Linked DNA regions of Homo sapiens: region 1 is linked to region 2. Evidence: read pairs that join two places in POLR2A ChIA-PET (ENCODE). Cell type or tissue: IMR-90. All regions are shown on one strand. Each heading gives the region's core, and the rest is flanking DNA. Links, peaks and the distances in the headings are about the cores only. Region 1 has its middle 34 kb from the start of EFNA5. Region 2 overlaps EFNA5 (ephrin A5).

The links. ChIA-PET counts read pairs that join two places held together with the same protein. Peaks named below come from ENCODE experiments on the same cell type or tissue, not always from the same donor. Only the 100,000 strongest peaks of a DNase experiment are listed, where the experiment ranks them.
Region 1: POLR2A ChIA-PET joins it to region 2 with 5 read pairs; 4 of 35 experiments call an interaction of 5 or more read pairs at or near these places.

The regions. Positions count from the first base shown.
Region 1 is chr5:107,696,361-107,712,760 of GRCh38, forward strand. No RefSeq gene overlaps it. Among named protein-coding and RNA genes, the nearest start is that of EFNA5, 34 kb to the left of the region's middle. RefSeq lists an enhancer at 1-205. In IMR-90, for the core only: no CTCF peak of the experiment used is centred there; a DNase peak (open chromatin) is centred at 9,451.
Region 2 is chr5:107,636,230-107,652,629 of GRCh38, forward strand. All of the region lies in intron 1 of EFNA5 (ephrin A5), which reads right to left. Among named protein-coding and RNA genes, the nearest start is that of EFNA5, 27 kb to the right of the region's middle. In IMR-90, for the core only: no CTCF peak of the experiment used is centred there; no DNase peak of the experiment used is centred there.

The DNA of each region.
Region 1 (16,400 bases), core at 7,280-11,279, 59 kb after region 2:
TTTGGGGGAGTGAAGAGAGAAAAAGGAAACAGTGAACTGTTACCATGGCGAGCTGTGCAAGATGCTGAGATCTGAGACGAAATTGAAATACTGAGATATTGATAAGGGCTGAGGCGATACTGAGATCTGGAGAGAGAAGAGGGAAGAAGGCAGTGTGGGTGGAGGCAGGAAGACTCCTAGAAACCTTGCTGAGGGTTGTATAAGCTCTAGGTGATTTTCAGAGACACTGCAACAAGGATTTAAAATGCTTTTGTTAATTTATCCTGTGAGACTGGTGCTGCTACTGGCTATGTAGCCATGTGACACTGTGGGTGAGAGCAGCTCCACGCAGCCCAGGTTTCTCTGGTTCTGTGTTACTTCCCTACTGGACTCAGTCTTGAAAGTGAAGACTCTGCTAAACTTCTCTGCAGTGCAGCAGCCACTACGGTGGACCCTAGCACCCGAACCCTAGGGGATGCTCCATAAATACAGGTTGAATTAAATCATCAGGGTCTGGAAGTGGATTCATTGTAGGCATCTCTGAAAACGAAATAGGCACAGCAACCGATTGCATAAATGTGTCTGTGTGGCTCTATGTCGTGATAAAGTACCAAGCCAAGCAAGCATAACTTCCTACATTTTTGTGCTTGTGATGCCGACAGCTGTTGCAGACCTGGTTTACAGGTTTTACTCAGGTTTCTTGTTTGTTTTAAATGTTCAGTTGTCCTTCACAATAAATACATATTCTCAGCTCAAATGCACAAGCTTACTTTGCTGCAGCCGCCACCTCCTCTTGCCCCAGAATTGTGGGGGGCCGGGTAAACAGGGAGGAAATTCCCTAGTAGCGGGATTTGCCCACCACTTTGCCAGCACAGGCCAATTAAGGAAAGGGCAAAAGAAGGTATAGTCTCCTGGAAGCCTGGGAGAAGCTGCAGAGTTCTGGGTAGGCTGCACATTGGAATCACTGGCAGCTTAAAAAAATGAAAACACTTGTTTAGGCCCAATCCAGAAAATTCAAGTTGAATTCCTGGGCATCTGAAATTTTTTAAAGTCCCAGGGACTTCAGAGACAGAAACACTCTCCTCATCCTCCTAACCAAGTTGGAGTCTTCACTTTCCACATGATGCAATTGGTTATGCCTGCAGGCCTCTAGGCCTCTACAATTTAGTTAGTAGCCTGGGGCTGTGAATCTAAAGGAAGCTTTGCTACTGTTACTTTGACCCTAACTAGGGAGATCTGATGCCCTGGTTTGCCATGGCCAATCCCAAGTCATGCTGTTATCTTGGAAAAATTATTAATAGCTCCCACTTTTACTCTTAGAAGAGTCCAGGTTTGGATGGTAAATTATATGGTCACTCTATACATAACATTTAAGGAAAGCCAAGCCTAGGATAATGTTTACCTAGGATGTCTTCCAGCAACAATTTCAAAATTCTTTCACTCTTTTTCTTCCTCAATTGTCTTTCTTTCCAGTCTTTCTCCTTTCTCTTTCGTCAGATAAGGCTTAAATATCCTCCAAACAGCTCATTTCCTCACCTCACTCCTCATCCCAATCCCCTAGAAATTTTTCTTCTCATCTCCATGTTTCTGGAGTCCATGTTGAGACTACAGCTTGAAGATTTTTTATCTTGTTTGCCTTGTTTGGGGGCAAGGAGAGAAGGAAGTGTCCTGAAGCTCTGTGTGGCCAGACTACCCTGGACTCTTCCCCAGACCCTGGAAGACTAGAGAAATGGTCTATCAAGCATGATGTGTACAGGAAATGTGCTATGGCTGACGAGCGAATCAGGCACTGTCAAATGAAGACTGAGCCAAGTGTGAGGCTCAGACCACTACCAGCAGAGGAACAAGTTGACCCATGGGTCTTCTAGATTAAGCGAAATCACAGACTTCTCACAAAGGAATGCAAGGGCCAGAAACGGCCATCTTATTGGTCCCACCTGTCCTGTAAGGTTTTGAGCTCAACGTTTCTCCTTGAGTTGGACTCTATACTTTCAATCCAAAAGCCTGTGTCTGATATTTCTTGCCCTTTGATTCTGGGTTTGCATTTTCTCTACCTTTGCTTCATGTCCTAACTCCCACACATTGTATTAATAATACCACCAGCTTGGACTGATGCTTACCTCATGGAGCTCTTCCTGGATTCCATTTATATTTGTGGTGATTTCTCAATAACATAGGCCAGGACTAAGAACTCACCACTTGGGGCAAAGATGATGCACAGTCTAATTCAATGGCAAAGAGCCTTTGACATGGTTATAAATGTAGTCGAGTTTCCTTCATTTTTACTACCTGGTCTGTCCTCTACTCACCAAAGTTCAGATTTCTCTGCAGGGGTGATACTAGGAAGCAGACCGGAGCCTCTGAATCTGCTTTTACTTTATAGTGTGGCTCTTCCCTTGACTCCTTCCCTTCCATTTAGTCACAGCTCAATCTCTACTCTCAGCGCATTTTCTCCCACCCTCCAAAATGGCCTCAGCTCCTTCTCATATGAATTGCTCTATTAGTTTATGCAGCAAGGATTGGGTTACGTTTACCAACAAGCACTTGCAGTTGCAGAACTCAATTGCAATGGAGCAGGGGTCTATCCCCTTAAATGACTGTAGTGGGCAGACCCACAGGTGTCCAATAGGCTGGGTGCACACTAGAGCAAGCTGGCAGGTGCCAGACCTGTCTAAAGCATACATTCTCCTGTAGTAGACTGTTGCCATGGAGGAATGCTGGCCAAAAAAGCCATATCTTTTCATTTTTCAGAAAAGAAAAATAATTTAGATTCTTATGAGCAATCTACTAATTTTTAAGAATATTGGCAACTCATTTAAAAAGATTTGAATTCCATCTAATCAGTGAGTAGAATCTTGTTCTCTGGCTGCCAGTTTCCAGTGGTCTTTGTAGTGTATTGAAAGATATGCTTTTATGTGATGTGACTTTAAGATTGAAAAATCATCTGAGGCAACCCAACATGAAGTCAAGTGGTGTGAAATTCTAAAGAACACCCCGGAAACCTACAGATGCTGGTATTTATGCATGAAAACAACAGTAGCAACAACGGGGATTCCTATTAAGTGACAAACAGCCACTTAAGAAAATCTTTTAATGAAAGGATATTTTAAACATCCCATAAAAGGTCCACTGTGCATTCTTTTGTGTGTGAACACTTCATTTTTCATAAACATAAAGCCTCTAATTGTCTTCCATTTTAAAACATCTTCGTCAGCAAGGATATCAAGCAGACAGTTACAGGGAAAAATAATGACACTGTAAAGGTTGACAGTGAAATCAGTTAATCTCTTATCCCTTATGACAGTTTACATTTTGAGTGACAACTAAGGTTATCTATTTTGCAAATATTACAGCTTTATTCTTGAGCAAAGTGATAGGAAAACACATCATTTTCCACTGTACACTGGACATTATCTTGAAAAAATAAACCAGATGTAATGTTTTAAATACAAATATTTCAACATGGGATGGGAAAAATGGCCAACTGATTAAAACTCCAGACCAGGGTTTTTCAACCTCAGTACCATTGACGTTTTGGGTCTTTGATGGGGTTCGGGGTGTCCTGCAGGCTGTTCAGCATTATCCCTGGCCTCTACCAACTAGATGCTAGCAGGACTCTCTCCCCAACCTGTTTGTAACAATCAAAAAAACATTGTCAGACATTGCCATATGTCTCCTGGGGCCCAAATTTGCCCCCAGTTGAGAACCATTTCTCCAGAGGAATTGTTGGACTTCGCAACTTGGATTATGATTCTCCAAGAGAGTCTTAAAGTGGCAGTTCACACAGTTCACACAAGAGGAGAGAAACTGGAGAAAGCATTAGCACTGGCTTCTTCTGAGTCCTCAGCGGCATCTGGGGGTTGAGAAGGACAGTCTTTGAAGCATGAACAGTGAATATATACTGACAAGAAAGTTATTGTGGAGGACAGGAGGGGTAGGCCCCAGATGGAAAATCCACTCTTCTCCTTGAAAATAATGCCTGAACAGGCAGGAACCAATAGAGATTAGGCCAGCCAGTGACATCTCCTGGTAGATTCCAAACTACAGATGAGGAACTCCAACTTTCCTCCAGCCAAGTCTGAGGTGAATTTAACATATTGAAAGATGTGATGATACAGAAAAGTTAGACATTTAATAAGGAGTTCCTTTTCTTTTCATTTTGGAAAGAAAACATTTTTCCAGAAAAACTTGAAAGGTTATAATAGTGGTTTGAAATCAGTAACTCTCAATTTTTTCTTTGTGGTTATGGAAGAAATCATCAATTCCATCTCTCAGTAGAACCTCATAAACACAATAGGTCAAATGCCAGAACAGAAATTAAATGGCTGTGTGATCCTCAAGGGAAGACATACTTTAACTATGAAGTATTCACACCAAACCATGAGAGCAGCACAGGAAAGAGAATGAACTAGAGTATGTGGTGTTCATATTTTCTGTTTTGACAGCACTGTTTATCAAAATAACTACAATTTTCAAAGAAAAGACTATTTAATTTTTACTATATTGCTTTTCTGTCTGAAAGGAACTATAAAGAATAAGTTCACTAAGTTTTGGGTTGAGTTTTAGTTGATTTAACATGTTTCAGCACAGTTAAATGTTTCAACATGCTATCTTTTAGTATTCTTTTTGTGAAATTTTGTTAGCTTACTATCTGTTTTGATGATACTGTAATGGTAGGTACCTTTCATTATACATTTCTCAAAACCCATCAAATGTACAACACAAGAGTCAACCCTAATGTAAACTGTAGACTTTAGTTAATAATGTATCAATATTGGTTTATCGGTTATAATAAATGTACTGCACTAATGCAAGATGTTAAAAATAGGGGAAACTGTAAGGTGAGGTAGGAGAGGGTGTGGGTGGAATTTTCCATACTTTCCACTTACATTTTCTATAGACCTAAAACTGCTCTAAAAATGAAAGTCTATTAATTTTTTTAAAAAATCAATTAATTTTTAAAAACAGTCTATTAGTTTAAAAATCTGTTTTGTAAATTTTACAATAAAAAACCCCAACAGTATTAAAATTGTCCTTTAAATCAGGCTTTTGGGAACTGAGCCTCATTGCTCATTGCCCTTCCTTGCTGCAAGATGACTGCCCAAGATGAAGTGGAATGAGGACAGAACTTCCTTCCTTGTCCAAGCCTGGCCACTGAGCACTCTCATCCAAGCTCCTGGAAAATAGAATTGGAGTACTGCAAATAGTGGACCTCACACTGCATTATATTTTGTGTTTTCTTCATTTCAGCAATTTTATATGCTTTTATGTTTTACTCTCACAGAATTACTTTTGAAGAAATATTTCCTCATAATTTTTGTAATACATTTTACACGATAGGTAGAATTTGGGTTTCTAATTAATGGTATATAATACTAGCTAGAGAAACAGTAACTTATGTTGAGAGAGAGAGCTTTTTCTTGGTCTTTATGCAACAGCAAAGAAGTTATTATGCTGAAATACAGTAAGTGTGTTTTCTCAGTGGCATTCTATTCACCTTGTTGTAAAAATATATATATAAGTCTCAGTTTTAGTCTCTGGCACAATGGGAGATTTTTCAACATAGAAGCTTCTTGGCTGGTTGTCACAGAGGAATCTCTAGGCTAATTAAACCCTCATCAGTCAGAGGAGGGCTCAGAGCAGGGCTTCATAGTAGCTGCCCTGAGGGGAGCTAGACAATCTAAAGAAAGTTTTCAATGATCCTGTATTCAGAGGATAGACTGTCTAGCTGCAAGGCTAGAGCCTACATTTATGACAAAGGTTCAGCACATACCCAAAGCAGCTAATAGTAAAGGCAACTGAATTCAAGAGCAATCTGGAGTTGAAGAGTGCCAAATACTTACAGAGTTAGGAGGCACAGAAAAGTGGTGAACTCATGAGCTCTGGAGTCCATAGAAACTCGGGTTCTACTCCAAGCTGTGTAAACTTGGGCAGGTTACTTCACTTCTTTGGGTCTCAAATCCCACATCTGTGGAATGAGAAAAGTTGAGGTCATGTCTCTCAAGAGCCAGGTAAAGTATAGTAAGTGAGGGTCATATTGCAGTTGTTAAGAGTAGTAGTAGCAGTAGCATCAGTAGTTACATCCTGAAAAAGGTGCACATTTCCAAGAAGTTGAGACGTAACTCAGTGGAAAGTAAGGAGGCTGGCTTACAAGATGGAAGCTTGTATTTCCAAGGCAGTAGGAAGGAACAAGTCAATGTTTTGAGGTAAGACTAAGAAAGGGAATTTCATTTGAGGAATTTATATGAAGTACAGTTGATCCAGTGTTATAATGTAGGGAATGCTATCCGAAGCTTTGGTAGAGCAGTGCAAAAGGCAAAAAGAGAATTCGTTCAAGAATCAGAAGACCTGAAGTCTAGACTAGGCTTTACCTTCCGGGTCCTAATTCCTCTCCTGGCTAGCTGTGTGACACTCTGGGCAGGGCAAATCCTCTCTGGGACTCAAGTCATTCATCCATGAGATAGGATGTGTGGTCTCTGAGAGTCACTCAAGCCTTGTGGCAAATATGAATCTACATGCTTGGGCAGAAAAGTGGCATGATTAAAACAGTAAAGCAATTGCTTTACCAGTTCTGTGCAGAATTGATTGAAGTGAAAAATAATAGAGGATTGAAAAGAAGTTACATTTACAAAGTAATCTCCCGGTGGCACAACAGAAAGGACTGGATCTCTAAACTTGGTGCAGAATGGATATTAGAGGCCCATGAATTGAGAGAGTGGCAATCACATGAAAATTGCTGAAACAGAAAGTAATTATTTGTAGAGGAAAGGGAATATGATAAGCTTATTTTTCAAAGATGTTAAGTGTCAGGACATGGCAGGATATCTTTAATATTGATGAATGACCAATAAATTAGATTTAGTGGTTTGATATAAGTAGGATAGATGTTACACATTTTTATTACCAATTTATTGTATTGAAGATTTTTTTTAAAAACTGATAAAATTCATATAAGAGCACAAAGGTCCAAGGACAGCCAAGACAAATTTGAAGAAGAGAAACAAAAAGGACGGATTCACTCCATTAGATATCATGAGTTCGTGTACTACTTTATCAACTAAAATAATGTGGTGTTAGGAGAGGGTCAACACATCCATGAATGGATTCACAGAACCTGCTCTTACATCAGACCTCACTATATACAGATGAGACCTTAAAAGACAGTGGGCGTTGTAAGTAACTTTGCTATCCATATGAAAATAATGTAATTAGAACCCTACCTCATGTCGTATTCCAAAATAAATCCCAAATGAATTAAAGACACAAATGTGAACACACAACAAATATATTTTTATAATTCGGGGATGGAAGGATTTCTTAAACTAAACACAGAAAGCATAAATCTTAAAGGGAAAGGTTTATCAATTTGACTACATCATTGCTGGTGAGAGCAATACATTTAGAGAGCATTTGGTAGTATACAGTGAAGGTGAAGATGCATATATTCTAGATCCAGAAAATCTAATTCTTGTTATAGACTTTAAAGAAATTTGAACATTTATGCATAAGGAGACATGCTGCACAGTACAGCTGTGAAAAATTGGATGCAACCTAAATGCATATTATTAAAATAATGGATAAGTAAATAATAATGGAATAGGATAAGTCAATAGTAATGGAATGTTCCATATCTATTAAATTTTTTAAAATCTTAATCCACATGTATTGATATGGGTAGATCTTAAAAATAAAATATTGAATGAAAATAAGATGTAGAAAATAAAATTCTCACGAAAAAATACTATATACCAATTAGGGATTCATATAAGTATAGTAAAAATATAGACAATAAATGGTCAGAATATACTTCTACTTCAGGACAGAAGTTATTTTAGAGAGGGAGAAGGAAAAATAATACCAGGGAAGAGATTAAACATTCTTCAACTCTAAGCACAAGGTTTTATTTTTTTAATTAATAAAGAAAATCTGTTCATATATTAAAATTCTTAATGGTATGTAATACACATTTGTTATATTACTGTTGATGTTTTTCTATATGTTTGAAATATTTCAAGATAAAAAATTAGCATTAGTAGCATGCTTTTTTCACTCCAGGAATTTAAATATTATCTGTGTATAATTGTTTGAATTTTAAGGTATTATTATTACTGTTTTGGAAGTGTTTGGAAATTCTACCTCAAATTTTCAGAATTTTTTTGTTTTAGTTCTTCATTTCCTCAAATTGTTTAATAAAAATTATATATGAAAGAAAACACTGATGTTACAAAGCATTCTTGGCTTATAAAGAAATTCACTGCATGGCTCCACTTCAATTTTGATCATTAATTACTAGATAGACAAGGAAAAATGAAAGCTAGAGTCCAGGGACCATTACCAATGGGAAGTATAGTATGTTAGTGGGTTAATAAAATTCGATTCACTAAAATTTACTCCCTAATACCTTTCAAACATGGAAGTGCTCTGTAAAATGAGATATACCAGTAAATTCCATAGTGTAATTCAGGCTCTTGGGACTTTAGACCCCTTTGATCTTGTCACAAATTGGCTCCTGGAAACCAGAAGGCCTCCAGGACTCAAGTCTCCAGGGACCTTACCCCTGAAGCATCTCAAAACAAATAAAGTGGCTGAGACAGACGCTGGACCCAGACAGAATGGCAACCATTTCACGAAATTAACCCCAAACGATATGAACAGACAATTCTCCACATGTAATTATGGTTTTTGTTATTTTTCCCCCATGAAAGCATTCTGTTACTTTGGCTTAAATGCAACAGATAGAGGTATTCAGCCTGGGCTAGCCATATTTCCGATCCATATTTCAATAGATTATCCTGAATTGGCCTCCTGGAAGCATTTATGCTGACCAGTTTTGAAAACCTCTTTGTCAGCCCTCACCCTTACCTGCTAACACCCGCCGTAATGGATGAAAGCAGGGGGTGACGATAATCACTGTCTGCTGCCCAGCCCCGAGTGAGCTGCCTGAGTCTGCACAACAGTCCGTCTGGAGAAAAAAAAAAAAAGAAAAAGGAAATAAGGGGCGTAATTCAATGAATACTTGGAAACCAAGCTCGAGGGTTTCTTTTTCCTTTTAAAGGAGTAGTGATATCAGAAGCAGGATTATGAAAAAGAAAGAGTTAGTAAAAATAGGATCTTTGTGAATTAGAATAGTGAGGCCATTTCAAATTGAATTACACAGGATCATGGCAATTAGAATTGGAAAAGATCTTTCAGTCTTTCTCTGTCAAAGCATGATTACTCCCAATGGGATATTCTTCCAGGCTTAGTCCAGTCCAATTTTGAATGATTCAAGTGATCGAGCCTTCTCAGCTTCTCTTGGGATATCATTTCTGAGTCTGAAATAGCTAATTGCTAGGAGATCCCCCCTCCTATTTTTCTTTGCCTTATTTCCATTATTCTGTTTTGTATTTCCCCGACTCACCTTAAAACTATTTGAATTTAATTTTAAGTGCATATGAGCAACACAAAATGACTAAACCCAGCTGAGGCTGGGTCATTATGACTCAGTTTATGTCTCTCACTCTCTTTCACACACACACACGAATATTTGCATATGCATACAACAAACATACATACATTCACACACGTATTCACATGCATACGCACACAATTAGAAAATGTTATGCAGCCACAATGTGATTTTTTTAAGAAAAGTTTTATGAGAAAAATTAATAAAGGCCCCTAACTTTTAGATCATTCATTGATTTTTTAAAAATCACAAAAACATCAATAACCTACTGCTTTAAAACTGATAGAGGCAACAAAGAGAAAACCTAAATGTTATTTTGCTTGTGAATATTTTTTAACATGAATAAAATAATATGATCTTTTAATATAGTATTATATTAACTATAATCTATTTAGCATAATTAGCATAAATAATATAGATATAAAATATGGTACTAATACCATAATTATATTTATAAAAAATATTTTATTCAAACTTTTTAAATCCATTGAAACAACACTGACTCACATATATATATAATTTTATGGATGGACTTGTTCTTACACTAAATATGGTTTGAGCTTTGAGTAAGTTTGAGAGCCTGTGGGAACAGCTTGAGGTATTCAAGGTTAATGGAGGTTGCTTAAGGGTATTTAAATTTGATCAAAGAATTTATATAGCTTTCCATGTCTTTTCCAAAGAGCTGCCCCAAAGTATTTTTCACACCTGTCAATCAACCAGCCAATATCCAATCAGGTAGGAATCTGAGTACTCGGAAAACAGAGAAAAATGTAAACAAATGATTTTAGCTTTCTTCAAAGTATGAAATTCATTGTTTTCATGGGCATGATTTTTTATATCATTCATTCATAAAATTTAATCTGGAACAAACCTTAGAGATCATGTAGCTCCGTGACTTTACAGTCATGGTCTGGAATAATTATAAAAAGAGTCTTTGCAGCAATTTAAACTTTTGAATTTGTCAGTTGAATAAGTTTTCATTAAATATGTGTATTGAACATGTTTTTACTTTAAATTTCTTTATAAATCTTCTAAAAATTATAGGAAAGGAATTTAAAAAAACAAAAGAAATGTGAGAGGAGATACTAAAGACACACACATTTTTTGGAAGATAAAAGCAAATGGAATAGTAAATAAATAAGCTGAATGAAAGAGCTGATAATACTTAACAATTTTGGAACATTCATTATGTGCTAAGCATTATTACAAAGCTTCACATAATTTATTTTAGTTAATATTATGATAATGCTGTGAGGTAAGTAACATTATCTCCATTTAATAGGTGATGAAGCTGAGGCAGAGCGAGTTCACAAGAAAGCTGTTAAGTGGTAGAACTGGTACATAAATCCAGAGAATCTAACTCTCACGGCTATACAAAGGGGAGTATCAATGACAAACAAGCTAAATTGCCCCTCCAAACCTTGAAAAGGCTCTGTAATTGGGGGCACTTTCACTGGAAGGTAGAAGGAGTGATTGACAGGACTAAAACAGAGTGATTAGGTGAAAGACTAGAAAGAAAACACAGGCTACTAGCTCCCTTTTACCCCTTCAAGTGGGGCAGAGGATTGGAAGATTCTTTATGGCAGAAACTGAATCTCCTTAAAACAATACTTGCACTAACTGACATCATGGGTTCCTATATAAAAGCCAGCTGAATACCTGAAGCCCACAAAGTGCCTAACTGTCTACACATCCTATCCATGTACAGAGAACTTCCAATTAGATTTTACGGCATCACTCTTGATGTCTATTTCTGTGGACCGCTTTATCTCTTGATAGTAGGTTGCTTTTCCCTTGCTTTTTTGTGTCTTATTATCTTTGATTGAATGCTAGGTAGTGTGTGCAGAAGACCAATGGAGACTGAGGAAAACATCATTTGAATATGTATGTGAAAAAAGTAAACCTTTACCTCTATCTCATAAGATACACAAAATTAGTTAAAGATGGATCATACACCTAATTATAAAAAAATGAAGTGTTTAGAAGAATTTATAGGAGAACATATCCATGATCCTATAGTAGAAAAAATTTCCTAAAGGGCACGAAAAGCACTAACCAAAAAAAAAAGTAAATTGATATGTTGGACTTCATTAAAATTAAGGAACTTGGTTCATCACAAGATATTATTAACAATAAAAACTAAAGACACAAATAGGATGGATATATTTGTAATAAATATCTGATGTCTGACAAAACGCTAATGAGATCATACAAAGAACTCCTTCAGATAAGTAAAAGACAACCTAATTTGTAAAAATGACTGAGAGACTTGAAAACAAATACAACAAAAGAGTATACGGAAATGTCTAAAAACATAGGAAAATGCACTTAACATTGGTCATCAGGGATACGACTAAAATGACAATGGGAAGTCACCATAAAACCACCATAATGGCTTAAATTGAAAAAACTGACAACATCAAGTGTTGGGGAAGATCTGGAGTAATTTGAACTCTTACACATTGTTACCTGGTGTGAGCATAAATTGATGCAACTATTTTGGAAAACTGTTCATCAGTGTCACCAAATCTAAACACATACCTACCACACAACTCAGGAATTCTCCTCCTAGGTATTTACCCAAGAGAATTTGGTACATACGTCTACCAAAACTTGGTAAAAGAATGTTCATAGTATTTTTTTTCATAATAGCCTCAAATTGAAAATTATCAAAATATCAATGGGAAAATGGATAAAATATTTATAACATGTATACACAGTGGAATATTTATACAATAGTTATTAAATTAACAGCACTTAGAATAATAATAGTAATTGTAATCACAATTACAATTTTTAAAAAAAGAATCAGCTATTACTACATGTAACAACATGGATAAATCTCATAGGCAACATTTTTAGTAAAAAACTACTTAGAAAAACATATATATTTTATGTTTTGTTTATATGAAGTTTAAGTAAAGCCCAAAATATCTATGGTATTATTAGTTAGGATAGTGATTACCTCTGGAGGTTATTATCTGGGTGGAAATATTCTATATTTTGATTGGATATTGTTATATAAGTTTATACATATGCAAAAATTTATCAAACTGTTCATTTAAGATCATCGTGCATTAATGAATATACATTACTTACTCCTTAATGAAAAATGTTAGAAGTTCTTTAAAAAAAAAATGGTCAGCTAAGGTCATCACACATTTGAGGAAAACCTCTAAAACAGAACACAGATAAAACAATAATTATTTTTCTCACAGAGTCAAGAGGCTACATATATGACATCTATGAAATAGTGAAATTTTTTTTAAAAAGATGGAGAACAAGAGATAGTTATTTAAAAAAGGATAAATAAAATGTAAACATTTCATATAAAATAAAGTTAAAGTTATCTAGAAAGCAGAAAAAATATTGTGAGATAGTCAATAAAAAATTAGATTTTTTAAAAATTTAGTTTCTCCAGGCAAACATGCTTATCACATGTCACAGTAGTCCTTGCCACTGATGATTTCACTCTTCTAACCCTGCAAAGGACTTGCGCATACTATCCCAAAACAAGGCTGCTGAGTGCTACAATACTATCGATGTGTTTTTTGGTCCATTTTTGTCAACTCATCCTCGTGTATGTTTCTTTTTCTCTCTTTCTCTCTTTTTTTAAGATATGGTCTTGCTCTGTCACCCAGGCTGGAGTGCAGTGACATGCTCATGGCTCGCTACAGCCTTGACCTCCCAGGCTCAAGAGATCGTCCCATGTCAGCCTCCCAAGTAGGTGGGCCCACAGGCATGCGCCCCTATGCCTGGCTAATTTCTTTTATTTTTTGTAGAGACTGGGACTTGGGCTCAAGCAGTCCTCCTGCCTCAGCCTCTCAAAGTGCTGGGATTACAGGCATGAGCCACCACACCTGGCTGGTGTACATTTCTCTAGAGTAAAAGAACCACAAACACACACACATACACGTATATGTGTGTGTACGTGTATACATGCTATACATATATACGTATATATGTGTGTATACATATATACGTATATATGTGTGTGTATACATATATACGTATATATGTGTGTGTATACATATATACGTATATATGTGTGTGTATACATATATACGTATATATGTGTGTGTATACATATATACGTATATATGTGTGTGTATACATATATACGTATATATGTGTGTGTATACATATATACGTATATATGTGTGTGTATACATATATACGTATATATGTGTGTGTATACATATATACGTATATATGTGTGTGTATACATATATACGTATATATGTGTGTGTATACATATATACGTATATATGTGTGTGTATACATATATACGTATAGTATGTGTGTGTATACATATATACGTATAGTATGTGTGTGTATACATATATACGTATAGTATGTGTGTGTATACATATATACATATATGTGTTTGTACATGTTTATACATATATACATACATACATGTTTAGATATACGTTTATATGTATATATGTATACACATACATTATATATAGTTATATACACATACATATGTGTGTATGTGTGTGTGTGTGTGTATATATATATATATAGAGAGAGAGAGAGAGAGAGAGATTATTACAAGGAACTGGCTTACATGATTATGGAGGCTGAGAAGTCCAGACCCAGGAGAACCTATAGTGTAGTTCCATCTGAGTCTGAAGGTCTGAGAAGCAGGCGAGCTGATGGTGTTAGTTCGAATCCATGTGGAAAGACAGAAGAAAAACTATGTCCCAGCTGGAAAACTGTCAGAGAGAAAGAACTTTTTCTTACTCAGTCTTGTATTCTTTTCAAACCTTCAATTGATTGAATGAGGCCCACCCACACTGGGAGAGACGGGCAAATCTGCCTGCCTGGGTCTACTGATTCAATTATTAATCTCAGCCAGAAGCACCCTCATAGATACATCCAGAATAATGTTAGACTATATATCTGGGCACCTTATGGCCCAGTCAAGATGCCACATATACTCATTCATCACACTTCATAACAACTATTTCTTCACCTATAATTGGCCACTATAATTTTTTGAACAAAATTGAGAAAACATATTCATTAACTTTTACATACTTTTATTTGGTAGATGAAGTTTCAAAAGATGGTCTATTTGAGAAAGAACATAAAAAATATGGTCCTTGGTGGTTAACAAAAATAAAATGGTAAGAGAAGTGGGAATAGTTTGACCCAGACCTTTTGATATGTCACAGTACTTATTATCATTTAACCCTCTGTATTGATCCATTTTAAAATATTGCATGTTATCATTTCAAAATCAATTCTGCTCATCTTAAATAAATCATTGTACATTATAAAAATTTGGATAATATGGTAAGACACAGAGAAAAAAATCAACCATGATTCTTCAGCACAGAGATGATTACTATCGATAGTTAAGAATTCTATGTTCTTTTTTCTCTGTCACCATATACACGTTTTGGAGGGCAAAACTGATATCATACAGAAAAATTAAGTAAATGTTTTTCCTTTAATAGTGGAAAATATTGTGGATCTCTTCTTATGTAGCTAGTGTAGATTTATAAAATCACTTTTTTTTTTTTGTTTGAGATGGAGTCTCACATTCTTGCCCAGGCTGGAGTGCAGTGGCATGATCTCAGCTCCCTACAACTTCTGCCTCCTGGGTTCAAGCAATTCTCCTGCCTCAGCCTCCTGAGTAGCTGGGATTACAGGTGCATGCCACCATGCCCAGCTACTTTTGTATTTTTTAGTAGAGATAGGTTTTGCTATGTTGGCCAGGTTGGTCTTGAACTCTTGACCTCAGGTGATCCACCTGCCTCTGCCTCCCAAAGTGCTGGGATTACCGGAGTGAGCCCCCATGCCTGGCCATAATATCACCCTTAATGCATAATATTTCATCATATAGATCCTCCATGATTTACTTGCCATTCTATTATTGTTAATCCCTAAATTTGTTTCAATTTAAAAATTATGATAAATGATATAAAATATAACAACAATGTGAAATATTTGCACATTTTTAAAGTATTTGGCTCTTATTGCCAAATTGCCTTTAGAAATGTTGTCACAAATACACTAGGTGCTGCATAAAGTAGCTGTTTTACTGATCTGTAGCCAAGCAAGGAAATTATCATTTTTATAAAATCCTCAACAATCAAAAGGAAAAAAATTGTAACTTGTTGGTTTTTAATTTTGAATTTCTATGTTTCTGATATTGTTGAACATTTCTTCATATATTTATTGGCCATGTTATGTCCTCCTCTTATGAATTGCCCATTCATGATGTTTTCCCAAGTTTCAATTGTGGCTTTTTTTTCTCTTTTTCTTATTAATGTGTAAAAACTTAATAAATTAAGCATATCAGGACAAACAATTTTCAAACGCTTTTCCTCTTTTGTTGTTACTTTTGTTTGTTTAACAAATTATACATGTCAACATGAAGGAACATTTGTGAATGGAAAGATAAGTGAAAACACCAGGGTCAAAAGGCTTAACAGGAAGCATATACTACTTTAAACATGGCTGTGTTTGAAAAACATAGCCGAAGAGTTCATCACTAAATCAAAAAGCAGAAGTCTGGAAGAATTGTTCTTACAGTTAAAATGTATTTTTGGGAGTCTCTCCTATGTTTGTATTACATAAGCAAGGCATTAACAGGATAAAGTCTCTCCCAAAAACCTACTAAGAAGTCAATTCTTTGAACGACAATGGAAATTGTTCTTTTCAGGAATGAATATGTCTTTTGGCTAAACATGGATAAAAGCTTTTGCTCAATATGGCATAATAACTCCAGCAGGCTCACAGCAGCAAAACTAAGTCTGTCTCAAAGTGTCTTATTACAATGAAATCAAATGTAACCTCTTAAACCCAAGACGTAAATCACTCACTTTTCTCTTCTTTCAAACAGTTTTTGAGTATATTACCATAAATACTACCTGTCACAAGACTGATAGCTGTCAGTAGCTCAAAAATATGAATAAAATTGAAAATGCATTTGAATATGGGAATCATAATAGCATTT
Region 2 (16,400 bases), core at 8,314-12,313:
ATTAACATCACTGTTAAATGAGAAAAAAAAAGTCCTTGAATCAAGATGCATAACTTCAATCCCCTCCCCACACGCTGCATATGCGTGCAAAAGTTTTCCTGCCCAGCTTGCCTGCAAGGATGGCGAACAGAATTTAATATTTCATGGAGCCCAAAGCACAAAGCATGTTCAAATTCAATACAAGAAAATGCTTTATCACATCCTTTATAGATTAATAATCCAAAACGGTGAGAAACTTCAGGAAGCCATGACAAGTTTTAACCAAATGACATGTAAGTTTCTTCTGGACACCCTCAAGCTATTAATGAAACAGAAAATCTGAAAGATGTGTTTGATTTATCTGTTTAAGGTATGTATTTCCAGAAGAGTTACCATATCCCATCATATTATTTATTATAGCTAACATAACTTGGAATATCTTATGCAGTTTTTCTTCAAGAAGATCAGATCATGTTCTTGAATACAGATGGCATAAGCCACGTATCTTGCATAACACTTCCTCTATTAAAGCTAAACCCATGAAAACTGTTTAAAGGGAAAGAGTGAAACATGGGCAAACATGGTCCCATAATAACCAGCTGTGAAGGTGATAAGGTTCTGGCAGGGCAGTGGCGTGATGACACAGGGCAATAATCTGTAAACCATTAGAAACGAGCATGAAAAGTATTTAGTGTTTTACAAATATTTCAGAGCAAAGCAAGCATTTCAGGTTTAAATCAACCAGATTTAAGCTTTCTGGTTTTATAAGAATAACCTACTATAAATCTTTCTAAAATGTGCCTGCTTTTTGTTTATTTAATTTTATTCAGGCCAGTAATGACCATGACAAATACCTAAATGCTGAACTAAGCAAGAATTCTAACCCTAAATTTTGTGTGGGAGGCTTAAATTTCTTTTATAAAGCCAATGACAGTAAATGAGTTCATTATTGGTCACTTTCTTTTGATAAACCATAACCAAAAATAAAATCGTAATATAATTATAAGAGAAATCAAAAGTCCAGAAAAAACAAGAGTACAGCCATATCTTCTCCAATCTTTAATCCACTCCCAAGAATGACTTTTGGTTAAAATAAGTCATTTCAATCTATAATATTTAGAATGACAAGAGAAGTCCTTTGACTCCAGCCTGCTTCCAGCATCTGTCAAGAAAATCACAAACCTAACCCTCAATTCATTGGAGAATGCTAACAGGAGATGAATAAGGCTTCAGAGAGAGAAAGCATATTATTAGAAAGGTTCAAGACCAAATATTCACAGCAAGGCACTGTGTGTGTGTGTGTGTGTGTCTGTGTGTGTGTGTGTGTGTGTGTGGGTTTGCTTTTCAAGTATGGTACTGAGTTTTTAAAGTATATGGATTAGGTTATTTTTAGTTGAAATTTTTCAAAATAAAAGATACATATAGTGTATGTGTGTGTGTATATATACATAAACTGATTATATATATACTATATATAATCAGTTTAAATTTAAAAGCCCCTACAGATTATATATAATATATAATTTATGATTATACATAATATATAATCACATATGTAATAATATATATAATCAGTTTAAATTCAAAAGCCCCTACAGAGAAAACAAAAAACTAAGCTAACAGTTTATTTTTATTTATTTATTTATTTATTTATTTTTGACGGAGTCTCACTCTGTCGCCCAGGCTGGAGTGCAGTGGCACTATCTCGGCTAACTGCAAGCTCCGCCTCCTGGGTTCATGCCATTCTCCTGCCTCAGCCTCCCAAGTAGCTGGGACTACACGCACCTGCCACCACGCCTGGCTAATTTTTTGTATTTTTTTTTTTTAGTAGAGACGGGGTTTCACCATGTTAGCCAGGATGGTCTCGATCTCCTGACCTCATGATCCGTCCACCTTGGCCTCTCAAAGTGCTGGGATTACAGGCTTGAGCCATCGTGCCCGGCCAACAGTTTACTTTTTTAGTCCACTTTTGCATTTCAACTACTTCTAATCATAGATAACCTAAGGGTTCCTGCTTTCCAATCCACACAAGAAATCTTATCAGAGATACAACACCGCGTGATCTCACTTATATGCAGAGGCTAAAAAAGTAGAACTCATAGAGAGAGAGTAAAAAGATGGTTTCCAGGGACTGGGGCGGGTGGGTGAAGAAAGTAGAGAGATGTTAGTCAAAGAACACAAAATTTCAGTTAAGTGAAATAAGTTCAAGAGATCTATTATACAACATGGTGGCTACAGCTAATAACAATACATTGTATAGAGTTGACCTACTGCAACCACAAATTCAAACAGGCATGGATCAAAAATATTTTTAAAAAAGTAAGATATAACAATACAAAAATGCAAAATTTAAAATACAGTATGACAACTATTTACATAGCATCTATGTTGTATTAGGTATTATAAGTAACCTGGGGATGATCTAGATTATACAGAAGGATGTGCATATGTTATATGCAAACATGATACCATTTCAATTTTATATAAGGGACTTGACCATCTGAGGACTTTGGTATCCATAGAGTTTCTGGAAACAATCCTCCACGGATACCGAGGGATGAATGTACTTCAAAATTTCTAACAGAATAGATCTTAAGCGTTCTCACTATACACACACATACACACACACATATACACACACAAAAAAATAAGTATGTGAACTAATGCATATGTTAAATAGCTTGCTTTAGCCATTCTACAATGTATACATACATCAAAACATTGTAAACCATAAATACATAGTTTTTACTTGTCAATTAAAATAAATGGATTTAATAAAATAGAAAAAAGATACATGTGGTGTGTTGCAGAATACTGTAAAAGCATATAGAAAGCACTCAGGTAGTAAAAATTCAGCCTTCAGTTATAAAAGCGTTTCATTTAAAACACAACATATTACTTCGGTGATTTAACATTTTCCCATTTTTCTCTATCCCATACCCACCACACACAGAATAACCTACATAAGTTAGAATTTTAAAATGGGGGGTTATTATTTACATTTTCTAGAATACAACTAATTTGGAAAAAGTCAGAGGAGCAGCAGTGAATTGGCAGCATTCATTTGGTAAATTCGGTAAGATGACATATACCTGCTTAAACAATAGTGCTAGCAGCAGAAGCTCAGTGAAGTGCTTAAGAGCACAGACTCTGGAACCAACTTCCACGGTTCATAATTCCAATTCTGTCACTTACTAAAGGTGTAACTTTCATCCAATAATCTCTCAATGCCTTGGTATCCTTAACTGCAAAATGAAGATGGCAGTAATAGTACCTACCTCATAGGGTCATTAGGCAAATTACATGACTTTACATATGCACAGTGCTTGAAAAGAGACTGACACATGGGAAGTGCTATGTAATTTTTATTTGTTTATCTTAAGGCTATTGTGCAGACTATAAATGTATTAAGTGCCCAGCACAGGGCTCAACTCAGCAGTGTGGTAGCTGGTAGTAGTATTTTTTTTCTAATGGCATAGGTTAATAAGAGCAAGCGTTACCAATTATTAGTGCCTTTGTAAACAGTAAACAAATAAGCCTCCATTTCATTATCAAACAAATGTCTATTAAAACACATTTTTTGTTTCTTAAAAAAAACCCAGTGCCAGTAAGAGTGTAATGAAACTATAAACCGACAATATTACTAAGAATTATACCATGTTAATAGTTTGATCCCATAATCCTAATACTGCACCCTAGAGATATACTAAAATATAAGAAAAGCTTTAAGCCAAAAAAATTGTTTAAGTTATTTATGTGTCACTTATGAAAAACTGAAAACAATATAGGTGTCTAACAATAAGGAACAGTAGGTCAGTATTTGAAAATAGGAGGTTTGGGATATGCCTCATATAACTAGATTTCTCCATCTTGGTCTGTCAGTGGTTATTAATATATCAAAGATACTGAGAGGCTGAGACTTAACGCCATTTTTTAATCTGCATTTCCCAGACACACTGGGTAACGGAAACTTTGGGGGAAGGTGGTTTCCCATTGAACTAAAGTGCCCAGGAACAGGATGGCTAATCTCGATGATAATATATGCAGCCCTTGACAAGGATAGTTTTCAGTATCATTCAGCCTGCTTCCAGAAGTATGAGAAGAATACTCATTATATCAATGTTAAGAGAAAAAAAAAGGCTAGACTCAGTCAATTAATAGCTAAGCATATGAGAAAAGCTCAAATCCCAAAATGATTTGTAGAATTATGTGTAAATGTTATTTTAATGTGAAGCTACTTCTATAGTGAAAACAAGTTCATAATCGTGACATTATAAAACCAATGTGATTTAGTGATAGCAAGTCTTCTGTCTTCCTGATTTGGAAGTACAGTTTGTTTATCTGGTTACTTTAATAAGGCCTGAGGGGCGAATCCTTACTGAAAGTGACCAGTAACAAGAACACAGAAAACAAACAGAGAGATCATTCAGCTTCACCAGAGGAATACATGGAGGCAGCCAGCCCTGTCAATTTGGAAGAGGCTAATGAAACATTATCTGCAGGTGAGCGGACTGTCTTGCAGTATTACAGCTCTAAGCTACAAATGCTTTCCTAACCACAGAGGTAACCGCTATACAGATACTTTGAAAGACAAATGAGAATGCTGCCACATGCAAGGTCAATCACAAACAACCTGGGTGTCTCTCCTTCCCCAGGAGACCAGGACCTAGGGAGCCAGTGGGTATACCCAAGCAGGCCACACCAGGTCACTTCTCTTACATTTCTGAGTTTCAATTTTAGCAACCTGGTAGGTAGGTAGGTAGGCAGGTAGATAGATAGATAGATAGATAGATAGATAGATAGATAGATAGATAGACAGACAGACAGACAGATAGATAGATAGAATGTATGGATATGATTAAAAATAGGCTGGGCACGGTGGCTCACACCTGTAATCCCAGCACTTTGGGAGGCCAAGGCAGGTGGATTGCTTGAGGTCAGGAGTTCGAGACCAGCCTGGGCAACATGGTGAAACCCATCTCTACTAAAAATACAAAAAATTAGCTGGGCATGGTGGTACGTGCCTGTAGTCCCAGCTACTCGGGAGGCTGAGGAGCAGGAATCACTTGAACCCAGGAGGCAAAGGTTACAGTGAGCAGAGACTGTACCACCGCACTCCAGCCTGGGCAACAGAGTGAGACTCTGTCTCAAAAAAAAAAAAAATGTAGAAATAAAGCTCACACACATTCTGGAAACTGCTTTTCCTTGTGTCGGAGAAAATGAGTAATCATCAATTTCCAGTGCTTATAATTTTCTGATTAAGGTTACTATGGTTTCAGGAAATCACTGTATGCACAAGAGCATGGTAGGCTGTGGACTACCTACAGGGGAGAAAAATAAAATCCTAGTAAATAATAGACAGTTCACTTTTGTCTAGGAAGTTTATTAATACATCAACTCCCAAGGTATTCTGGGATGATGATTTTATTTGATGCAATACATTCTATTTAAGGATTTTCTTTTTATGACCTAATGATGCATTTAATTTTTAATTAAATTTCATTTTAAAGTATAAATATGTATAAAAGCCAAAGCAAGTGTACAGCATCTGTTCATTGCATCTGCACTCACTACCACAAAAATTAGCCTTAATCTAAAGAGGCACAAATGGGTTTTTATACCAACAGGAGGCCCAAGTATTTAAAAATCAATGACTGTCCACCCAGACAAAGAACAGCTGTTTCCTATATTCCAGCTCCATATCAAGCCCATGCTCAACCCAATGGCTAGCCTAAAACTGCCCATACTCTCGTTTTCCCCAGTCAAAACTGTCAAAAAAGGGCAGTATCTAAAAGCCATGAGCTGGATTAAGTGGAGACAAGGCAGAGAAGGCCTGGCCCAAACAGATGGCATTTTAAGAGACACCCTCTATCACCATCATTCAATGACTTAGTAAAATCATAATCAATCTTATTTCCTGTGTTCCCAAATCTACTTAATGAGACATTTCACTTTTGTTTAAAAGGCCAAGGAGGGGACTGTAGGGATTGGAGAGATTTTGGTCAAAGGACACAAACTTTCCCTTAGACAGAAGGAATAAGTTCAAGAGATCTATTGTGCATTATAGTGGCTATAGTTAATAATATATTGTATACTTCAAAATTGCTGAGAGCAGATTTCAAGGGTTCTCACCACAAAAAATAAGTATGTGAAGTAATGCATGTTAAATAGCTTGATTTAGCCATTCCATGATGTATACACATATATCAAAATATCATTTTGTAGACCATAGATATATACAATTTTTGTCAACTAAAAAAAAAAAAAAAAAAGCCAAGGAATGTCAAGAGTGAATCGATCGATTCTCAACCCTCCAAAACAAGACTTCTTTCCCTGGAACGCAAGTGAGTTCTAAAATATTTCATAGACTGGAGAATATCACCACTTAATCACCACTTAATTGGGCAGTTATAGCATTCTCTAAAATATGTGTGTTTTTACTTTCCTGAAGGACATGAAACCAAGATGGTAGAAGATGGTATGAGGAGAGAAGAAAAAGTAAAATGTTCGCAAAATGGAGAGAAAGAAAGAATACGGGGAGTGGTCATGGTTTTTAAAGGAAGCTCCTTGGCACTAGGATTTTCTATTAAGTCTTTTAGGGATCACTTTAAACAGAGTTCCATGGTGGAGAGTAGGAAGAAGAAAAATCTTAGAAATTATAGATGAGAAGACAGATTTGTGTTTTGTGTGTCATCTAAAATGTCATTTTGTCCATTTCCTCACCTGAAAAAAAAAAAAAAAACTAATCTAGACGATCTTGAAGGCCCCATGTGGTACCATGTTTATATACTTTTCCTGATTGAGTCTCAGAACTAAATTTTAAAAGGCATATATTGAGACAAATCAGTAGGTAATATAAGAAAACTATTAGGAGGGCCTCAAAAAACAACAGGAGGCAACAGCACATTTCTCTTCTAACACGGATGCCCCTGCACCGGCTGACTTAGTCCTTTAAATAACTCCTAAGTAGATCTAACAAATGAAATCAGAATCTTGCCATGCTAGTGCCCCCATTGTGCAGGGGTGGGGGTCCCATCATAGGGGTTCTGATAAGCACTGGACTGTATGGACTTTAGTGGTAGCAATTCTGGCTGGTCATAGATTCAAATCCAACCATTTACAGGAGGATTTGTGGGTTGTGAGTCAAGTGGGTTGAGAAATCATAGGAAGCACCCTCTATTGACTGCACAGAAACCCATCCCTCTATTGATTGCTTCCTGATCATTCAGGCCCGTGGACACCCTGCTTCAGTGATCTGCCATCTGCAGCACATCCTGGGGTGCTCTCCAGACACAACCATCTGGGCCCCCAAAAGGGTCCCATGGTCCCAGCCTGAAAGGTGATTGTCTCCAGAAGCACCTTCACTGTGTTTCAAGCATCAGGGCTTATTAAAACCCCGAAGGGAAGTAATCCCTGAATGCCACTAAAAGATCTCCAGCTGGTACCATTTATGAAGTAAGCTTGACGAGAGGGGGAGTGAATGGGGGAGTGGGGACAGGAAGGACCAGAAGAGAGAAGAATTTAGACAAGGGCAAGTTATCCAAAGAGAGCCCCCATCAAAAAAGAGTCATGTTTTATCAGCTTAAGCTTTCCTGCCTTCTTTCCCAAAGGTATTTCCCCCCTCAACTCTCATTAATTCTTCTTTATAGCTGTCTATTTTCTTTAATAATAATAATAATAATAATAATAATAAAGGCAGCACATGGCTAGAGAAAGTCTGTGTGTGAAAATTAGAAAGACTTTTCGGATGAATTACCTGGAAACAACTGAACATGTCTTCCCTAGAAAATCAGGGAGGAAAATGTTTTTTTCATGGAAAAGAATTAGAGTAGCTCTCAGTATCTGTCTCTCCCTTCTCCATTCTTTGGGAAAAGTCTTTTCATCTCATTAAGTTAAGCTGATTAATAAAAATTCAGCAGTTTGCCCATGGATCCTTTAGAAGTGGCGATACAAGCTGAAAGATGCAGGCGGAAGGTTTTTGTGCTGGAGACAATACAGGGGATGACTTCTTAAATCCGTCGTCGTCATCCTCCATTAGTGATAAATAGTCACCTTGGCTCAGATTCGTCAGACAAATACTATATTGCTACTTGTTATCTTCTAGTAACCTTCAGAAAAACTTTAGTGTTTACTTAAAAAATGAGGAAAAAAAAGAATCATTATGTAGAAAAAAATGAGAACATTTTGCTTCGTTTCAAAAATTATTTATTCAAATTAGTGAACAAAACATGGTCTATCGGAATAGGCTCATTAAACAGAAAAAATACTTGCATCCAAAGAAATCTCATATGTAAATAGAAACTTGTATATTTTTTGCTGTAACAAGCAGACAAATCCAGTTATTTTTTCATGAATAACTGTTTATTTTGTCATCAAAAAATCTTTGTTAATTACCTAGTTGGTAACTGACACATAATAGATGCTCAATCAAGAGTTTAAGAAGTGAATTTCCTCAACAAATTTTAAGTGACTACTGTCTACTTTTTTCTGTTTTGTTTTTTGTTTGTTTTTTTGAGACAGTCTTGCCCTGCCACCCAGTTTGGAGTGCAATGGTGCAATCTCGGCTCACTGCAACCTCCGTCTCCTGGGTTCAAGCAATTCTGCTGCCTCAGCCTCCTGAGTAGCTGGGATTACAGGCATGTGCCACAATACCTGGCTAATTTTGTATTTTTAGTAGAGATGGGGTTTCTCCAGGTTGGTCAGGCCGGTCTCGAACTCCCAACCTCAAGTGATCTGCCCACCTCAGCCTCTCAAAGTGCTGGGATTACAGGCGTGAGCCACCACGCCTGGCCTGTTCTGTTTTTCAAATTTTAAGTTCTGGGATACATGTGTAGGATGTGCAGGGTTTTTAGGTAAACATGTGCCATGGTGGTTTGCTGCACCTATCAATCCATCACCTAGGTATTAAGCCCCACATGCATTAGTTATTTAGAGTCAATTATATAATGCCATGACTTACAAATGTCTTCAGCTATCCAGACATGGGTTAAATACATCCAGAAAATATATATCTATTATGTGAAAAGCTTCAAACAAGGGGACATAAAGATCAGTAAATCTGCCTTGTAGAAGTTGAAGTAATTTCCGGGCTACCTTTAAACTTGTGTAGCACTAAACTGTTCACCTGTATTTTATCCAAAGTATTTTTCCCAACTGACCGAATTAAATTTGTACTACCCTTCATAATTTGTTTAAAAGTCCTTGTAAGTGGCATTCACTATTCACATGTTAATAACTCTGCCAAATTTATATCTAGCAAATCTTGGTATGTATAAGAGTGTTTTTAGTGCCATTTAAACCAATTTATTCACACTATACTGAATCAAGTTTTATAGTCAATCTAGTCATTAAATTTACCCTAAAACACCAGAACAAATAAATATTTTTGTCTGATTCTCACTTCAGAAAGATTGGGCAGGGGTAGTTCTTTTCATTCACATCTTATGGATATTACATATACTTAAAGTCATGAATTCTTTACAGAACAGCCCCCAAATGTTTAAAAGTGTTAGGCATGTTTAAAGATGCAACTCTTGATTTGGAGATTGCTAAAACAACAATAAAAGACTTATTCTAAACCTTGATCAAATTAGCTACTTAGCTATTATTGTTTTCTCCAGATAAATATGGATTCAGTACCAGTAATAGAGCCAAACTCATTTGACCACATATTCCCTGTGGCCTGAAGCCGTCACCTGTTTTGCCATCGTCAATCTATCTTTTCAAATACCTAAGAGGCTGAGACCAATGCAGCTGAGAGAAACAATGGATAAGGATCTATTTACACTTCTGCTGTGAAGAATAATCATAGGTTAGCTCTGGCTTCCAATTAACAAATAAAAAATTGGTTAACTAAAGCACAGCTCTTTTTCTGTGAAATGATAGGTGAGCAGAATCTAACAGACACTATATGCTTAGTAATTAGTATCTAAGGTATAGGAAAAGAGTACGCAGTTGCAGTCTAGAGATGGAATGTACAGCATGATGACTATAGTTAGTAATATTGTGTTGTATACTGAAAGTATGCTAAAAGGGATAGATTGGATAAACTGACTTCCTTGACTATGGTAATTATTTCACTCTGTATATCAAAACATGATATACATATATCATGGTGTACATGTCGTACATCTTATATACAAAATATTTTTGAAAAATTTAAAGATACTATATGCTTAAAGGCATTATCATTCTCATATTTTAAAAATTCTACAACATGCCTACTGTGTGCCAAGCACTATGTTGACTACTGTAAACAAAAAGAAACCAAGTAGATTATAAGTATCTGGTATTAATGTCCAGTGAGGTGAGATAAATATTACTGAGGGATAGTAAAGGGTAATACTGATTAAACATGTTGGTACTAGTTCTTCCTTTTACAAATCTACTTGAGTTCCTGGATCTCCCTGTAAACACTGAGACAGAAAGGGTCACACATATTGACTCATTTTGTGCATATCTTATTGAAATGGGAAGCTGTTGAGAAAACATTCAACTGCTTCTGAAAAAAATATTTACATGGTGAGGGGGATACTTCTACTTACTATCAGTGGGTACTATCACTGAAAGTGGTTCTTAATATAGAATGTCCTTGACCACAAATAAATTTTTTTAAAGCTTATTTAAAAAGCTTCATTGTATGGGATTTTCCTGTATGAGAAAAGTACAGACATTTGGGTCAGTTCTCTAAGTTTCTCCAGAAATAGTATTTTATTATATATATTCCACTGAAATTGAGACTTTTGAATATGACTGTCAGTACATTGTAGGCAACTATTAAGCATATTTTAAATAACATATCAAAGACAATTATGAAATGCATAAAGCCCCTATAATGCAAAATTTTTTCAAAAATAGCATCTCTGTGATGTTATCACCCTGACAATATAAAACACAAGAAAATGAAATATAGTTGATAAGATTATGTAAAATGCAGTATATGTATGTATTTAAGTAAAATGATTTATTTTGCATCTTAACAAAATATCAACCTATTTCTATCATATTCAATTCTGGAAATTTAAGAGCCAGACAAGCAAACTTCTTGGTGTAAATATGTAGCTACTATATACACTTTCTTCAGCATCTCACAATGCATCGTGGGTATAACTGTCTACAATAAATTAACAGTAACTCAATATTTATAAAAGAGAAACATAGTTCAAAATCATAGCCCCATAACTGGCATTGCAATTATAATGAGCTCTTATTTTATGAATATCTTTCAATGAAAATAGCTATATTGGTAACTGGAAATAATTATTAGTAAAACAGACCTACTTTAATGCTCATTCTGATAATCAAAAAATTTAAGATTACAGAATTATAAAATAATGGAGAGGAATAAAATAGATTCCACAAAAGTTCAACTTGGATTAAGTTAAGTTGAACAGCTTTTATTAGATAACAAGGAAATGAAAAACATTCAGTTCATGTCCAACAAATTACTAAATGCAGAAACACCAGCAAACACACATTTTACTGTCGGTAATGGCTGCTGCTCACAAATCAATCTACTTGGATGAGAACAAGCCTAACCTCTAAGAGGACACATCACTGTGCTCTGTGACTGTGATTAGTCCACCGAAAACTCACACTGTCACAGGAAATGGGGTGAATCCAGTCCAATTTACCCATGAAACTGATTAGGAATAATTTGACTAGAAACTGCAGAGAAAACAGACCCTGAGTGGGCCAGGCAACTCCAATAAATGAGGTCTATAAGCAAAGCTGTCCAAAGCAAGAAGGGCATTAAACAGGTGGATTAGATAATATTTAGGCATTTCTGTTTATATATCTATTTCTATACTTACCATCATCTTGATGCAAACGCATTTAGTAACTTACTTAAAGTTTCACTGAAAAAAAGTTTAACTGATTTTTTGCCTAAATCATTCTTGCAAAGAGAACTGGCATCTTGGAACTTACTTTAAAGAACCAACATGTCTTATTCACTTAGGTTCTCACTGATTATTAAAGCAAGTTTTGAAAAGTTCATTTCATATTATAAAGTTTACTATGACATTATTTATATATTTTTAATAATCACATGAAAGATATGTATAAAATTAGTTGAGCTTTGTCAAAACATGCAATAAAAGGGTGTGACAATGGAGTCATATTTATGTAACTAAAATACTTATATTGCATAATTGTTTGCTGAATTAAAATACTATATACAAGTACCCAATGTTTAAAAATTCTTATTCTACTTCTTACTTCCTTCCAAATGCAAAGGGAAAACAAATGAAAACCAAATAGTTTCAACTTGTGGTACATTTTATAGCTGTGAATTGAAAACATTTTATTCTAGGCTCTTCTTTTTCTTCTTTTGAAGCACTTAGATTTTTTAAAACCATTTTTAATTCTTAGAATTAGTCTAAATTAAGAGTTTACTCAGATACAGCACAGTTGCGATCTCCCTGCGTCAAACTTCAGGATTCAACTCATCAACTCTGATAAGGGATGTTGGATGGTTTGGGTAGTTGAATATATGTCACACATTATTTTTATTACTGACTAATTGTAACTTCAGTGTGGTTTTCCAGATATAAATATTTAAAGCCATGTCTGAAAACAAAACAGAAAAAAAAATCCTTTTAATAAAATCTTTAGAGTCATGTTTGAAAGTAAAAAAGAAAACTTCTGTGTCCTCTTCAAAAGTTTACACAATGTAAATATGTATGTATTAGTTCCTCTTAACTGAAAAAACAAAGTTGGAGGGTTGGGGAGAAGTAAATCATAAGTTTTTAAAAAAGAAGTTTTAAAGGCTGATAGATTAATGAAGTTGAAAATGACCTCCCAGAAGACAACAATCCCCTCATTTCACAGATGAGGAAACACGACTTGACCAAGGTTAAGTGACTTGCCCAAGGTCAAACAGTTAAATAGTGTCAAGGCCTTACCACATCTCGGATCTTCTAAGTGAGATGCTCTCGCCTAAGAGATCGACTAATTCAATCACCTTGTAAAGATGAAAAACAGAGTCCCAGAGCAATCGATGACTTGATTAAGGTAAACATCTAGTTGGTAGAAAATAAAAAACCTGACTCCAGGCCTTGGTATTTTTTTAAAAGATATTTTTTCATCTTCCAAACTGATAAAATCAAAAAGAATAATTTTCTCACAAATCAATACATGAATTTAGTTAGGCTGGCAAAACATCTGGCAACAGGTAGCCAATAAATTGAAATGAAGAGAGGCACACTATGGGCAGACAACTCATAGGCTAATCGTCAAATGACTAATTCTCCATGTTAATGAATCAGAATAATAAAAATGAATAATATGTAGATTTCATGGATCCAAAATTATGCACCATGCATTTTACATGCGTTTACTTTCTCACTGAATCAACACAATTTTGCAAATTATACATCCTATTTTACATAAGTGAAAATTGAGGGTTGGAGAAAAGAGGCAGCATTTGATCCCAGGTCACCTCAACTCTAAAGTTAGACTATGCTCTCTCTTTGACATATCTCTGTATAATTATATGGTATTTTTATATAATAATACAGAAATACATTTGAAAGTATTAATAGCTAAAATTTATTGACCACATACTATGCGCCAGGCATTTTTCTATGCTTTATGTTTAATAATACATCATTTAATCATCACAGTAACTCTATCAGACAAATAGATTAGTATTTCCATATATAAATGAGAAAGATGAAACAGGGAATGATTAAGTAACTTGTCTAGGACCACAGCAAGTAGTCAGTGGAGGAGCAGAGAAGTGTACCCAGAACCAACCCACCTCAAGTTCTTAAGCATCATGGGCCAGCCCTTGAGTATGGTGTTTTTGCCATGACTCAATCTCTGACCTCAAGAATCTTAGAATCTAGTAATGGGAACACATGCAAAAATGCAGATAACATATATAAACTATAGTATAACTCATATACTAATATTACCCATATAAACAACTAAATTAGAAGATGGGGTAACAACTTCCACTGCAGAGGTACAAACAGCTATGCTAAGGAATGAATTGCCTAATGTTTGCAGACACGCAATTCAACGAAAAGACTTGGGTTAGTCTGGCAAAGCAGAGAGGTACATAATGGATAAAGTGTCAAACCCTTTCTTCCCCTTACTTGTTGTCTCTCTGGAGATTAGGTGAGAACCTGATCCACTCACTGCCTATCAGGAGACTTCTGTCTTTGAAACTAATCAGGAAGAATTTACTGGCTGTTAAACTCTATGGCAAGAACTCTTGTGAAGGAATGAAACAAAAGGAAGGGAAACTAAGATGAAAGTGAGGGATTTGGGACACAAAATAACGCAGAGTCACTTCAAGCATCTATGTATTGTTCCCTATAGCTTAAAAATGATTATTTCTTGCTCAAAATGTGCTTATAATACAGAAAGCAAAATCTGCATTTAAAATTCTTAAGTAAAGGTATATTGTTATTATGTAAACCAAAACTGACTTTAAGTGAAATAATTTAGGTTGACTATAGAGGAAAATTTCCTGACTGTATGATTGCTAAATTCTAAAACTTTTATTCAGGGAATATCCAGAATTTCTTCTGAACGTCTTCAAAAATAGCTCTATACCTTTGCCAGCCTTCAGGAACCAAGCTTACCTGCATGCAGGCAAGAAGGGCCAGTGGTATGTGAATCCCTAGCAATTTGGTTGTATATACAGATTGTACATACACATGGCCTCACAATTAGCTCCAAAGAACCAGTCCACGAAACATTTAACCTCCGGTTATACTAGTTATTTGTAGTGGATGCCAAATTATGGCTTGCTACCTCAGTCCATTAAATGCTCAACAAAGAGGAATAAAAATGTGCATTTTTAATGCTCTTTTCATATTAGCATATAGTCCCTACCATTCTCCTCCACTACACCTCCTCGGAAATTCTGCCCCAAGGTCACCCTTCAACATTTCATCAAGTTCTGTTAGACAAACTGTATCACTCCACATAGCCCAGCTGAGTGGTAAGGGCCATTTACTGGCCAAGGGACCTTTGGCTAGTATAAAGTATGTAAAAATCAGTTTTCTCAGCAGCAAAACAAGAATTATAATACTTCCCTCACAAGAGCTTTTGTCAGGATTTTTAAAAATGATGATTTAGTCTATAAAGGACTGTGCTCAGACACAGTAAGTGCTCAATAAATGGGAGCTATTCAAGTCAATTCCTAGAGGGGCACATAAGTACTTCTGTGGCCTATAAAGCAAAAATGAATCTCTTCCACAGCATTGTTTCTATTCGCCCCTAAGTAAATGCCAAAGCCTGTACTCTAACTAGGAAGGTTTTGAAAACATGATTCAAAGAGCCATAGGGGGTCCTCGCAGGCCTCTCAAGAAGCCTGGGAACAGAGCACAGCCGACCGCCCAATCTCTCCAACTACAACTTGATGTTTGCTTGGTGGTTTGGCATTTGTTTTTCCGTTTTACACATTAGACTTTCGCTAATGATTTTTGTGAACAATGGTTTTTTGGCAAAAAAAAAAAAAAGCTTTGAAAACAATTGCTTAATCCACATGTCAGGGAAACAATTCAGATATAATAGAGCACCCTAAGTTTCATCTGGAAATATTAAAATTACTCTGATTTTTATCATCTCACCACTTAACCACTTACAAATGAAGCCTAATTTGAAGATCTTCAACATTTACCAGTATTCTGTTATATTTACAAAGCAATTAAACAGTGGCTAAGATATACAACAGTGCAGAACAATTCTAATACATATTAAGACCCTGTTAATCCATCTGTTACAAAGAACAATGCAATATAATGGTCCTCCTTCCCCTACTAAAAATGCAGCCTCGTGTATGTGTGGGAGTAGGAAGTATATGAGATATCTCTGTACCATCCTCTCAATATTGCTGTGAACCTAAAGCTGCTCTAAATAAATAAAGTCTTTAAAAAGTCAAAAACAAAAATCACAACCTTAAATTCACACTCCACAACTTGACCAACCTACCTCTTCAGCCCATGCTGCAGGTACTTTCACTAGATCCCCTCCACCCTGAATAAACTACTTTCTGTTTATTCCCCAAATCCATATACAAGGTTACAGCCAGTAGGCCTTTGCTCCTGTTCCTAAGGATCCCTGGAATATTCTTCAGCTACTTGCCCCATCTCTTTTAAAATCATATCCATTGTTCAAGGTCTAGACTAAATTATTCCTCTCCAGAAAGTAGTTTCTGATACCCCTGAACAGATGTGCTTTCTCTCTCTCTGTCCATAGCATTTCATGCTTTATTGTGACACTATTGTTCTAATATATTAGTGGCCTGAATGAAGCAGAACAGTTTGATGATTGCCTTGGCAGTCAAAGAATTTTCTAATTGTCCTGGTATTTGCCTGCATGTGGTCTTTAGCACTGATATGTTCACATCAAATATCACAGAAGACTACAAATTTAAAAGCATGCTTACAATATCAGTGGAAATG